Linked DNA regions of Homo sapiens: regions 1, 2 and 3 are each linked to region 4. A link is a contact called in ENCODE Hi-C or POLR2A ChIA-PET data. All regions are on one chromosome and are shown on one strand. Each heading gives the region's core, a stretch centred on a gene start or an enhancer-like site at or near the end of the contact. The rest is flanking DNA. Distances are from core to core; before and after follow the strand shown.

Region 1 (2,700 bases), core at 51-2,550, 360 kb before region 4:
TAAGGATGGGGTCTTCTCTGGACCCCCTAGTCTTAGACTTAGTCCACCACATCCAGAAGCCCTTGAAATAAGATTGCAGTGCTTCTGGCATAGCCAAAGACATAGACTTCTCTAAAAATCAGTGCCTAGCTCTCCCCAGGCTGGGCCCTAATTTTTAGTCCAAGCTGTATTATTTTGTAAATCTTCCTGCCATTTCATAGACCCTGGTCACAGTGAAACATTCTGCAGGGGTTTGGGCTGTAAGTAACATCCTCCCCAACTGTCTGACTTCTTTATCACATCTTGTTGGGACAAAGGTTTAAGAAATATTTTTATTAACATCCTCTTGGGCAGTAAGTCCTACCATTCCAGACCCCTCATCCAGGCCTATAATGATTCCAGCCTGTAAGTGCTAGTGGGGCTTTGGCATTAAGTTGGTCCCCACCTCTGTAGGTTGTGTTAATAAACCTGTGTTGTAGAGTGGTCAACTCTCTTGTCTTTAACCCTCGTCTTTTTTCAAAAACCTAACACTCATGTGTCCTCTCCCTCACCTTCTCCTGGCATCCCTTGCCACTGTCCCTCTGTCCCTCTTTCCCCTCCTTAACCCAAAGGGAAATCTCTCCCAAAGGTAAAAGTCTCCCAGGGGTTAAGAGGGAGCTTGAGGCACCAGAAAGAGCTATAGTCACAGCCACCTGTGAAAGCCATCTCTGAGGTCCCTTCCTGTCACAACAGCTGGGCTCCTGACTCAGACCAAGACAGCTTTTGTTTCTTTTCCTTTCTAGCCCCCCACTTCCCACCCACCTTTCTGCTTTCTCATATGGGCTCATTATGGTTTATAGGGCTGGGGAACGTTGCCTCTTCTGCCCTCCATTTCTCCCATCTCCCTTCTTTCCCCTCCACTTTTTCTGAGTCCACTTCTCTTCCCTTCTTCTTCCTTCCCTCTGGGACGCTGCACAGTTCCTTCCACCCGGCACGGCCTGGGACTCTAGACTCCCTCTGAAGGCACGGAAGTATTTCCTTCCCTCCCTCCGACCCGATCTTTCTGCCCTTGATTCAAAACAATCTGAGGTCCCTAGGCCCTTCCCTTTCCGCCTCTGCGCTCCCCATGGGGTCCGGTGTAGTTTTCCCGCCCCTTCCCTGCAGCTCCCGAGACCACCCGGACACAACGGAGCCATCCAGCGCCCTCAGAGGCCCTGGGCACACGGGCAGATGGTCACCGCCTCCTAAGGGAGCAGCGCGCGCCCGTTGCTCGCTGCCCGTTGGTTGTTGCTGGTAGCTCCGGAGGGCGGGGTTGGCGAGGAAAGTGAGTCCGTATGTCCCCAGCATGCTCCGCGCGGGGGCGGGGCTCTAAGGGGGCAGGCGAAGGCGGAACTGGCGTGGTCAAACCAACCTATCAGCCTCCAGCATGCTCCGTGTGGGAGCGGGGTTCCCGGGGGCGGGGCTTGGTTTGTGTGCCCTTCCGGCGTTTCGCCCCTGCGTTCTCTGAGATGCTCCCACGCAGATGTATGGGCCTAATTCGCTAATATCCACTCTATATCCTGTTCCATCCTCTTGTAATGGGCGTTTGGAGTGTTGCCAATTTTTTGCTGTTATAATGATTGTAATAGCATATTAAAAAACTTGAACATAGTTTGATTGTAATAACATTAAATATAGCATCTTAAACATACAGTTTGAGCGTGCCAACCTGATGGGTGTGGAATGTAATATTCATTATAACTTTGATTTTCATTTCCCTACTTTGAGTAAGTTTGAACTTCTCTTTATGTAATTATTGACTACTCTGTTTTCATGTTCTGAGAATTGCCTGTTTGTATTTTATGCCCATTTTTCTATTGGGTTGTGGTTTTTATTGATTGGTAGTTCTTTATAATTTTATGGATACCAGTCTTTTACTAGTTCAGCGCATTAATTGCAAATATTTGCTCCCACTCTGTGGCTTGCTTCCTTTCCACCCCTAATTCCTAGGGTGTCTTTTTGAAGCACAAATCTAAAATTGTAACACAGGCGACTATCAATCTTTTCCTCTATGATTTGAGCATTTTGTGTTTTGCTTAAAAACTCAGCCCTTGTCCCAAGGTCATAGAGATATTCTCCCGTATTTTCTACTGATCCATCCCCCATATTTAGGTCTTTGGTCCATCTGTATTAATGTTTATGTGTAATATGAGATAGGGATCCTACTTTATCTGTATTGTGTTAACCAAAAAATGACTGAGACAGGTGTCTCAATCAATAAAGGTTAATTTAGCCAAAGTTTGAGGACATGCCTGGGAAAAACACAAGTCTCAGTTCCTAATATTAACCGCTTGCATTTAGTAGAAATGACCTTCAAGGTTCTCTGTAGCAGAGATGTGGTTGAAAAAGGAAAGGAAGACATAGGGTTTGTAGATGGCCATAGCTTCACGGAAGAGCGAAAGAAGGGCAGGATATGTGGTTCTCTCCCTATGGAAAACCATAGAGGCCAAAAGCTTCCCTGCCCAAACTTCAGCCCCAAAGACTCAGATAATAGCCTTAACCAGAGCCCTGGCATGAAGAAAGGACAAGGCCTTGACTGTTTATACAGACTTGAGATATGTGCTCACTGTGATCCATGCCCATGGTGCAATCGGGTACGAAAGGGGACTTCTGAATGCCAATAACAAATAAATCAAATATGAAACATAAATATTGGCACTACTGCACAGTGGAAATGACTAGACAGATTGTGGGGGTCATCTA
Region 2 (2,700 bases), core at 164-2,663, 480 kb before region 4:
GACTGTACTTTGGTTTCCCACCACTGTGAGGATACAGAACAAAGCAACTTCAGTCACTGCCCTTCCCAACTCTCCAGTGTCTCCTTGCCCTACCTTCCAGCCCCATGTGTGTCTTCGTAATAGCATAGTTGCATTTTTTTTTTTTTTAAGAGAGGCAGGGTCTCCCTTTGTTGCCCAGGCTGCAGTGCAGTGGTGCAATCAGCTCACTATAACCTTGAACTCCTGGGCTCAAGGGATCTTCCCCTCTCCACTTCCCAAGTAGCTGGGGCTACAGGTGCACACCGCCATGCCACACCCAGCTTATTTATTTTAGAATTTTTGTAGAGACAGGGTCTTGCTGTCTTGTCCAGTCTGGTCTCAAACTCCTGGCTTCAAGTGATCCTCCCTGCCTTGGCCTCCTAAAGAGTTGGGATTACAAGGCCGGGCGCAGTGGCTCACACCTGTAATCCCAGCACTTTGGGAGGCCGAGGGGGGCGGATCACGAGGTCAGGAGATCGAGACCATCCTGGCTAACATGGTGAAACCCTGTCTCTACTAAAAATACAAAAAATTAGCTGGGCGTGGTGGCGGGTGCCTGTAGTCCCAGCTACTTGGGAGGCTGAGGCAGGAGACTCCAGCCTCAAAAAAAAAAAAAAGAGTTGGGATTACAGGCATGAGCCGCTGAGCCCAGCCACAGCTGCAATTTCATTAGATTGAACGGTGTGAAATCATCAGTAGTGGGCCACTGTTTTACTCCCTGCATTATTCAATCATGATTGCTTTCAGACTTTCATTAGTTTCACTAGCTTCGCGCTGTAAGAGCCAAGAGGCAGAGCCACAGGGCTGGGCTGCCTGGTTTCACTCCCCACTGCAGGGCTCGGTTAAGCAGAGTGTAGGCTAAGAGAGGAATGGAGAAGGTGGAAGGTGTCTCTCCCTTCCAACGCTCATCTGATGCACCAGCCAAACCAAATACCACCTGGGCCTTTGAACATTGCCAAGCCTCATCCGCTGTTGTCATTTTGCCCACCTCCACAGCTGCAGGGACAGCCGTAGGCCCGGAACTGGGATATCTCTTCCTAGGGGCCTGCCTATCTGCTCAGCTGCACTGCGTTTTAGGGGTGGGGAAGCTAAGGCACGAGATTGGGGTCCCAAAGCATGCCCAGACCACCCAGGCTTCCAGATACTAGGTCCTCCTCCTTCAGGCCTCACTTCGTTGCTTTTCCCCTGGGCTCAGTTCCAGTCCTGGCTGTAAGACTGGGAAAGCCACTGCTTGAGTCAGGACCTCATTGGCTATTTTTGTCCGTGAGAAGTCCTCTACACCACGACTTGGGAGGCAGCCTGGGAGAAAGAGAAATTAGTCGTGGCTCCTTTAAGGGGTCCGCGGAGGCGCGCCCGGCCTTTTGTTTGAGCGGCGGCGCGCGCGTCAGCGTCAACGCCAGCGCCTGCGCACTGAGGGCGGCCTGGTCGTCGTCTGCGGCGGCGGCGGCGGCTGAGGAGCCCGGCTGAGGCGCCAGTACCCGGCCCGGTCCGCATTTCGCCTTCCGGCTTCGGTTTCCCTCGGCCCAGCACGCCCCGGCCCCGCCCCAGCCCTCCTGATCCCTCGCAGCCCGGCTCCGGCCGCCCGCCTCTGCCGCCGCAATGATGATGATGGCGCTGAGCAAGACCTTCGGGCAGAAGCCCGTGAAGTTCCAGCTGGAGGACGACGGCGAGTTCTACATGATCGGCTCCGAGGTAGCCCGGGGCGCGTTCTCGCCCTCCCCGGGCTCGGCCCCGCGGGAGCCCCGGGGCGGGCCCATGCGCCGAGAGCGCGCGTCTCCATTCATCGGGGCGGGCGGGCGCGCGCGCGCGCGCTCGGGGCTGTGGGGCGTGGCCTAGTGGGCGTGTCGGGTGTGGCCCCCGCCCCCTCATCGACCTGGGATTTCCTTACTTATTTCGCCGAGGTCCGCCGCCTTCAGTGCTGCCAAGATTTTGGCGCCGCGAGGGGCCCCAGTGGTTCCGCGCTGGGTTGGTTTCCAGTCAGACGCAAAGAAACGGGATATTGAGTTAGCCCCTGCGACGCTTGGGGGACTGCACTGCTGCCTTTGACCCTTTTTAGATGTCGTAAATTTCACGTGCACCCCTCCCCGTATTGCTACTTGTGGGAACCTCAAATGGCAGGCTGGAAACCCTGGACTTAGTGAGGGCTCATCCCCATTGTGTTTGTTGCCTCTTAGGTGAGCAGTGGAGGTCTTTTGACCTTTGTTTACCGGTGAAGAAACAGATTGGAGGAAGATGTTTGCTTTTGGGTGAATAAGGGCCCCATGCCTAAGCTAGATCTTTCAGCAGTTCTGAAGCGATTGACACTTTCCATATCTGTGAACTGATTCTGAATTATTACAGGGGAAAGAGCCTAAGGATGTTTAACCCTTAACTAGAGTGGCTGCATTTTGTTGCATCAACTGGATGACTGACTTCAGGAAAACTCTACTGGCCTTTGAATGGGTGTTTGTTCCAAGTCTATTAGGTTCTTGTTTTTTGTTTTTTATAGAGACAGGGTCTGGCTATGTTGCGCAGGCAGGTCTCCAACTCCTGGGCTCAAGCAGTCTGCCCGTCTGGGTCTCCCAAAGTGCTAGGATTACAGGCATGAGCCACCACACCCGGCCATATATTAGGTTTTTACAGATTGTCTCAAACTAGCCTTTTTTGCTCCAAAGGCAGTCCCCAGCTAGTATATGTTACCTT
Region 3 (2,720 bases), core at 5-2,504, 430 kb before region 4:
AGAAGTTGACCCTCACCCGAGGGCTGCGGCGGCTCCACACGTACACCAGCATGGCCATGAGGGCCTGGCCCAGGAAGAACAGGCTGCCCAGGAGTCCCAGCAGCTGGGCCAGAGTCAAGGTGCTCCGGTGCAGGCCTCAGCCCAAGCCCAGGGCCCCTCTGACTTCCCAAGACCCTGGAATTCTTCCCCTCATCTCCCCTATGTGCTATTCCCTCATCAAGATGAGCCAGTCCAATAAAGGCGACACACTCCACGGGCTTCAGGTCCCACGAAATCTGCCCTGCACACCTACAGCCTCATCCCAGGGCCCAACCACTGCCTGTCCCTGCCCCAGTTTCTCCCGGCTACTCGCATTCAGGGCTCAGCTAGTGGCCCTGACAACCCACCTGGCTCTTTTGTGCATGGCTTTGTATTTTGCATACAGCACTGAAGATCTAGCCCTGACCCCTGCAGCTGAGCACAGAGTGGGCCCTCAACACATACTAAGCTGGAGACAGCGACTGTGTCCCTCTCTGGCATGGCTGTGTTGGCCCCAGGACCAACACAGGCTGGACGCCGAGGCGCCCTAGCCCGAGGTTCCAGAGCCTGCGGGAAGGATACGGTCATAAGGACGCCCCCGAAGAGAAACATGAAGACGAAGTCGGCCGTGCGGCCGCGGAAGGAGCCCTCTTCCAGCATGCGGCAGTAGCGGAACCTACGGCGTCGGTATAGGAAGTGCCACCAGGCGGGGCCTCAGTTTCCCCGTCCCGGCCTCTCTCCCAGCCCGGCCGGCCTGCCCTCCACCCAGCCCGTGTCCGCAGGGCGCAGGATACACGAAGAGCATGTTGAAGAAGAAGCTGAATCCCAGGGGCCCGAAGAAGAGGAAGTTGGTGACGAGCCTCCAGACCTACGGGGGACGGGCGGTCAGGTGCGGGGTGGGTGGGTCGGGCCCACAGGTGCGCGGCGCGGGGCGGCCTCACCTGGAACTTCCGGAACACAAGGTGCGGGTTGAAGTAGAGTTGAAAGGGGCTGAGGAGCTCCAGCTGCTGTGGAACCAGGGGCCAGTCAAGAGCTGCCCGGGAGCCACGCCGTAACCATGGCGACCCTCACCCCTCCCGCCAGAGGCTGTAACCAAGGCGACGTCCGGTCCGCCCGGCCGCTTACCACCGCGGCGGTGGTGAGGACACAGGCTGCGGTGTAAGCCCGCGTCACCGCCGGCACCTGCAGGAACTCGGCCGCTAGTCCCTGCCACGCCATTGAACCTTCTCAAGCACGCGTGGCCCAGCCAGCAACGCGCTCTTTAACCCGCCTCCCAGCCCCGCCTTCGGCCAATCCGCATCCGAGGCGCTGCGCGCCCCAGGCTGAAAAGAGAGCCCCTGAGCCCGACAGCCAATGGAAGGAAGAAGAGGGAAATTAGGGGCGGAAAGGGAGAGTGGGCGGGTAGAGGCTGGTGGCCAATGGGCAGGCGCCAAGGTTGAGCACGTGGCGGTTGTTGTGGCTGCGGTGGTGGCGCGGGAGAACGTGTGGCCAATGAGGAACTGGTCATTTCGCGGCTTTCTAGGAGAGGACCAGTAGCGTGGACCCACGACACCACGGGGGCGGGGCTAAGATCGTATGGGTTACAGGAGCGAAGACCCGAGCAGGCGAGGCAAAACTGGAAAGGGCGGGGCGCGTGGGCGGGGCGCGGAGTGTGGCGGCTCAGACCGTGCTGGCTCACTAACTGACGACCTAGCCACAACGTTGTCCTCGCTGCCAGCCCAAGACAGGCCCACCTAACCCACAGCAGGGAGGCATTCGGGAATGTGTCCAAACCTCCCCAAACGTCCAGGGCCCCACTCAAATGTGCCGGCCGCTGTCGGGGTTCTTCCCCGGGGGCCCAAGGAAGGAGAGGCAGGACTGCGGGATTGAGTCCAGGTGGGGCGCGAGGGTTGAGAGGCGCACCAGAGCAAGTGGACAGGCAGGAGAGGTCCTCAATATTTTGGTGGAAAATAGAAACCAACCTACCCACCTTCCTTCCCTCCTTCCCTCCCTCCCTCCCTCCCTTCCTTCCTTCCACCGTTTATTAAACAACTGTTTGCCTGACACTGTTCTAGATGTTGGGGATGTAGCATGCAATAAAAGACACTGTCTCTTAGAGTCCAGCCAGGAGGCAGTCAATACAATAAGCTAGTGCTGACACTTGATGAGAATATTGCCAAGTGAGGGGTGGGGCCACGTGGGCGTCCGCAGTGCCAGGTGGGGTGACCTGGGATACCTCTAAAGTTTGTCACTTTGCAAGCATCCCTGTGTCCATCAGGATGGTAACTGTGAAAAGCAAAACAATAAAACAAAATAAGTGTTGGCGAGGATATGGGGAAATTGGAACCCTTGGGCACCGTTGGTGGGAATATAAAATGGTGCATCCGCTGTGAAAAACAATATGATCATGACTCAAAAAATTAAAAATAGAATTACCGTATGATCCAGCAATGCTGCTTGTGGGTACACATTCAAAAGAATCAAAAGCAGGGACTTGAACAGATGTTCATACACCCATGTTCATGGCCCCATTATTCACAATGGTTCACATCAGTTCACCCACCGATGAGACAGACGAAATGTGCTGTCTACATGCAATGCAATACCATTCAACCTTAAAGGAATGAAATTCGGATACATGATGCAGCATGGATGACCCTTGAAGACATTACACCCAGTAACATAAACCAGTCACAAGGCTGGGCGCAGTGGCTCACACCTGT
Region 4 (2,804 bases), core at 149-2,648:
GCCTCGGCTTTCTTGTCGGCACCAGGGGGCACAGCACTCCTTCTGTAGGTATCTCTGTCGGCTTCTCCTCTTGTGAGTCTTGCAGGTCGCTCACCCTCCAGACCTTTAGACCGAGGCCTGCCAGTCCCTGGACGGCTGCGGCGTAGGGTGGCAGGCACAATCTCCAGGGGCAGATGAAGGTAATCACGGAGATACTGGATATCCTCATTGGTAAGGTACCAGTAGACATGTCTCCAGGCAAACTGTTCCTTCACGTAGTAGCCTCGGGACTACATGACAGGAAGGTTGGGCACACACATTCTTTTTTTTTTGAGAGGAGTCTCACTCTGTCGCCCAGGCTGGAGTGCAGGGGCGCGATCTCGGCTCACTGCAACCTCCGCCCCCTGGGTTCAAGCAATTCTCCTGCCTTGGCCTCCCGACTAGCTGGGATTACAGGTGTCTGCCACCGCGCCTGGCTAATATTTTTGTATTTTTAGTAGACACGGGTTTCACCATCTTGGCCAGGCTGGTCTTGAACTCCTGACCTCGTGATCCGCCCGCCTCGGCCTCCCAAAGTGCTGGGATTACAGGCCTAAGCCACCGCGCCCGGCCGGGCACATTCTTGTCTGCCAACTCCAGGTGCTTAGGCATGTGGACATCCTTCTTGACCACCGTGACTTCCTCTTTAAAAAGGAGTTCATAAATGGCAATCCGGTTTTTCTTAGGCATCAGCATTCTGGGGAGGAGCAGCCGCTAAGGTGGCAGGGTGGCCCGGATGGGGGCCGATGGAACTCGAACTCCCCCAGAATTTCTTTAATATTTTATATATATATATATATATATATACATATATATATGTATATATATACACATATATATACATATATATATACGTATATATATATGTATATATATACATATATATATACGTATATATATATACGTATATATATATGTATATACATATATATATACATATATGTTGCTCGCTTATTCTTTTTGTCTGTTCCCTTATGTACCGGGAGTGCCAGGAGGACAGGGCTTTGTGTTTTCCTCACTGCTGTCTGGCTCATGCATAGCACAGTCCTTGGCACACGGTAAACACGCTGAGGAGAACTTTTGGGACTAGCGGACTCTGAGCATCATTCCGCTGGGCCCAGTGGGGCCTCTGAAGGGACCCGCCTTGCCCGGCTCCAGCCCAAGACCTGAGGCATGCGCACCGGCTGGCCGGCTACTTTCTTGACCGGCCAAGTGGCAGAGCGGCTGCGCGACCCAGTGCCGAGACGGACGCGAGCCGGAGATGGGGGAAGGGGAGGGGGTGGTGGTGGGGGACGGCGGCGCCTGCGCAGTGAAGGAATGTAGGCGGGGCCTCCACGACGCCTGCGCAGACGGCCGCAGCCCTGCTGGGCGCGAAGGGGCTGGCCAAGGGCGGGGCCCGCGAGGGAGGCCGGGCGGCCCGGCAAGCGGCGCTGCGGGGTAGGCTGCTTTCCTGAGGCCGGACTCAACGGGTCTCGGCTGAGCCACCGGGTGAGCTCACCGCCCAGCCCAAACCAGGAGATTGCGAGGGAGCGATGCGGTGCAGCGCGGTAAGAGCAGCAGCCGGGTTCCCGCAGTGTTCGCTGGCGGGTTGGTTTATCGCCTCAGCGCCGCCCGCGCTGCCGCGCCCGGGCGTCCCCGCAGACCCCGGCAGGCCCAGCGCCTGCGCCGTCTCTGCTCCTGGGCCCCTCCAGTGTGTCCCGCGCCTGCGCCTTTCCCTTCCCGCGCCGTCCTCGTTCTGGGCTTCGGGGCTTCTGGAACAACCCGCAGGCTTCGCCGCCGAGACCCACTGGCCTTCGTCCGTTGGTGTTGGGGTTCAGCTGGTTCTGGGACCCCGCTTGCGGCTTGACTGTGTGCAGACAGGCCGGGTGCGACCCTCGTGCTTGCCTTTCCGCCGCTCCGGGAGAGGCTGGGGCTGCCGCCCCATCGCCCGGGTCCCTTGCCTGGGGCGGGGACAGCGTTGTTCAGTGGCCCCGAGGGCGCAGAGCGGAGGAGCAGGGGCCACAGGCGGCGGACCCCGGGCCTGCTGCCGGTGCTGCTTCTGCTGTGGCCGGCGCCCGAGGCGGACGGAACGTCCTTTTTTCTTGAGACGTGGTTAATTGCATCAGGTTGGATGTGAATAATCCGGTACCTGTCTGAGGAAATTTTGCGTTTCCAGGAATTTGGTAATTGTATTACCTTAAGTAGTTAAGTCTAAGACATCATAGTCGCGGCACGTTGGGCAAGCTGCCCTGGAGATGACGAAAAGAAATCAGTTTCCAGTAGTTTTAGCCCATTTACAGAACACGCAAAAATTCTGTGATCATTCAAATGCGGGGAACCTTGATTTGTTGATATCCTTGATCATTTGTCCAAGTACCAGAAGGGCGAGGAAAAGATTCCCGTGAACAGCCCAGGTGATTTCAGGGAACAGTGTTTTCTTTTGTCAAAAGAGCCTCTTAAGCCATGATAATATTTCCCAAGCTTATAACAGATACAAGCCTTTAAAAAATGGCATTTGCTGTCACCCAGTAGGACACATCTTGAGATGAAATCAGAGCTGTAGGCTTTGTAGACAACAGCAGTCATTTCTGGTGGCTTCAGGGAGTGGAGGGGGACTGCAATTTTGCCAATGTAGGTGATACCAAAGGGACTATAGTAATTTTTTCTTCGTAATTAAAAACCAGGCCAGGCGCGGTGCCTCATGCCTGTAATCCCAGCACTTTGGGAGGCCGGGGCGGGCGGATCACCTGAAGTCAGGAGTTCAAGACCAGCCTGACCAACATGGTGAAATCCTGTCTCTACTAAAA

The links. A loop is a pair of places that touch in the nucleus more often than their neighbours do. ChIA-PET counts read pairs that join two places held with the same protein, here RNA polymerase II (POLR2A). Pooled maps may share reads with other maps.
Region 1: a map of CD4-positive, alpha-beta T cell shows a loop between it and region 4 (4-fold over the local background). The contact joins the enhancer-like site here to the promoter of SPECC1L-ADORA2A in region 4. A Hi-C loop is called at or near these places in 1 of 168 maps with a recorded cell type or tissue (CD4-positive, alpha-beta T cell), 9 of 37 single-sample maps with no recorded cell type and 17 of 50 pooled maps. POLR2A ChIA-PET finds 5 or more read pairs at or near these places in 1 of 52 experiments (AG04449).
Region 2: a loop to region 4 is called in a pooled map, with 9 times the contacts of the local background. The contact joins the promoter of SMARCB1 here to the promoter of SPECC1L-ADORA2A in region 4. A Hi-C loop is called at or near these places in 1 of 37 single-sample maps with no recorded cell type and 11 of 50 pooled maps. POLR2A ChIA-PET finds 5 or more read pairs at or near these places in 1 of 52 experiments (H1).
Region 3: a loop to region 4 is called in a pooled map, with 10 times the contacts of the local background. The contact joins the promoter of DERL3 here to the promoter of SPECC1L-ADORA2A in region 4. A Hi-C loop is called at or near these places in 1 of 37 single-sample maps with no recorded cell type and 7 of 50 pooled maps. POLR2A ChIA-PET finds 5 or more read pairs at or near these places in 1 of 52 experiments (WTC11).

What each region holds. Positions count from the first base shown.
Region 1 is chr22:23,912,756-23,915,455 of GRCh38, forward strand. No RefSeq gene overlaps it. Among named protein-coding and RNA genes, the nearest start is that of MIF-AS1, 15 kb to the left of the region's middle. Within about 2 kb of position 1,301, at least 37 of the 41 ENCODE cell types and tissues checked have a DNase peak (open chromatin) inside an H3K27ac peak, as active enhancers do; they include CD4-positive, alpha-beta T cell, where a contact is called at or near this core.
Region 2 is chr22:23,785,553-23,788,252 of GRCh38, forward strand. It overlaps SMARCB1 (SWI/SNF related BAF chromatin remodeling complex subunit B1), which reads left to right and starts at 1,414. Exons shown (of 9, transcript NM_003073.5): 1 at 1,414-1,710. The coding sequence starts at 1,618.
Region 3 is chr22:23,837,752-23,840,471 of GRCh38, forward strand. It overlaps DERL3 (derlin 3), which reads right to left and starts at 1,255. Exons shown (of 7, transcript NM_001002862.3): 1 at 1,144-1,255; 2 at 960-1,025; 3 at 813-886; 4 at 601-694; 5 at 1-103. The coding sequence starts at 1,236. SMARCB1 (SWI/SNF related BAF chromatin remodeling complex subunit B1) reads left to right here. Exons shown (of 9, transcript NM_003073.5): 9 at 1-258. RefSeq lists a silencer at 1,178-1,480.
Region 4 is chr22:24,269,419-24,272,222 of GRCh38, forward strand. SPECC1L-ADORA2A (SPECC1L-ADORA2A readthrough (NMD candidate)) reads left to right here and starts at 1,399. Exons shown (of 20, transcript NR_103546.1): 1 at 1,399-1,565. SPECC1L (sperm antigen with calponin homology and coiled-coil domains 1 like) reads left to right here and starts at 1,413. Exons shown (of 17, transcript NM_015330.6): 1 at 1,413-1,565. It also overlaps the pseudogene RPS10P29. RefSeq lists a silencer at 1,202-1,731 and an enhancer at 1,792-1,871.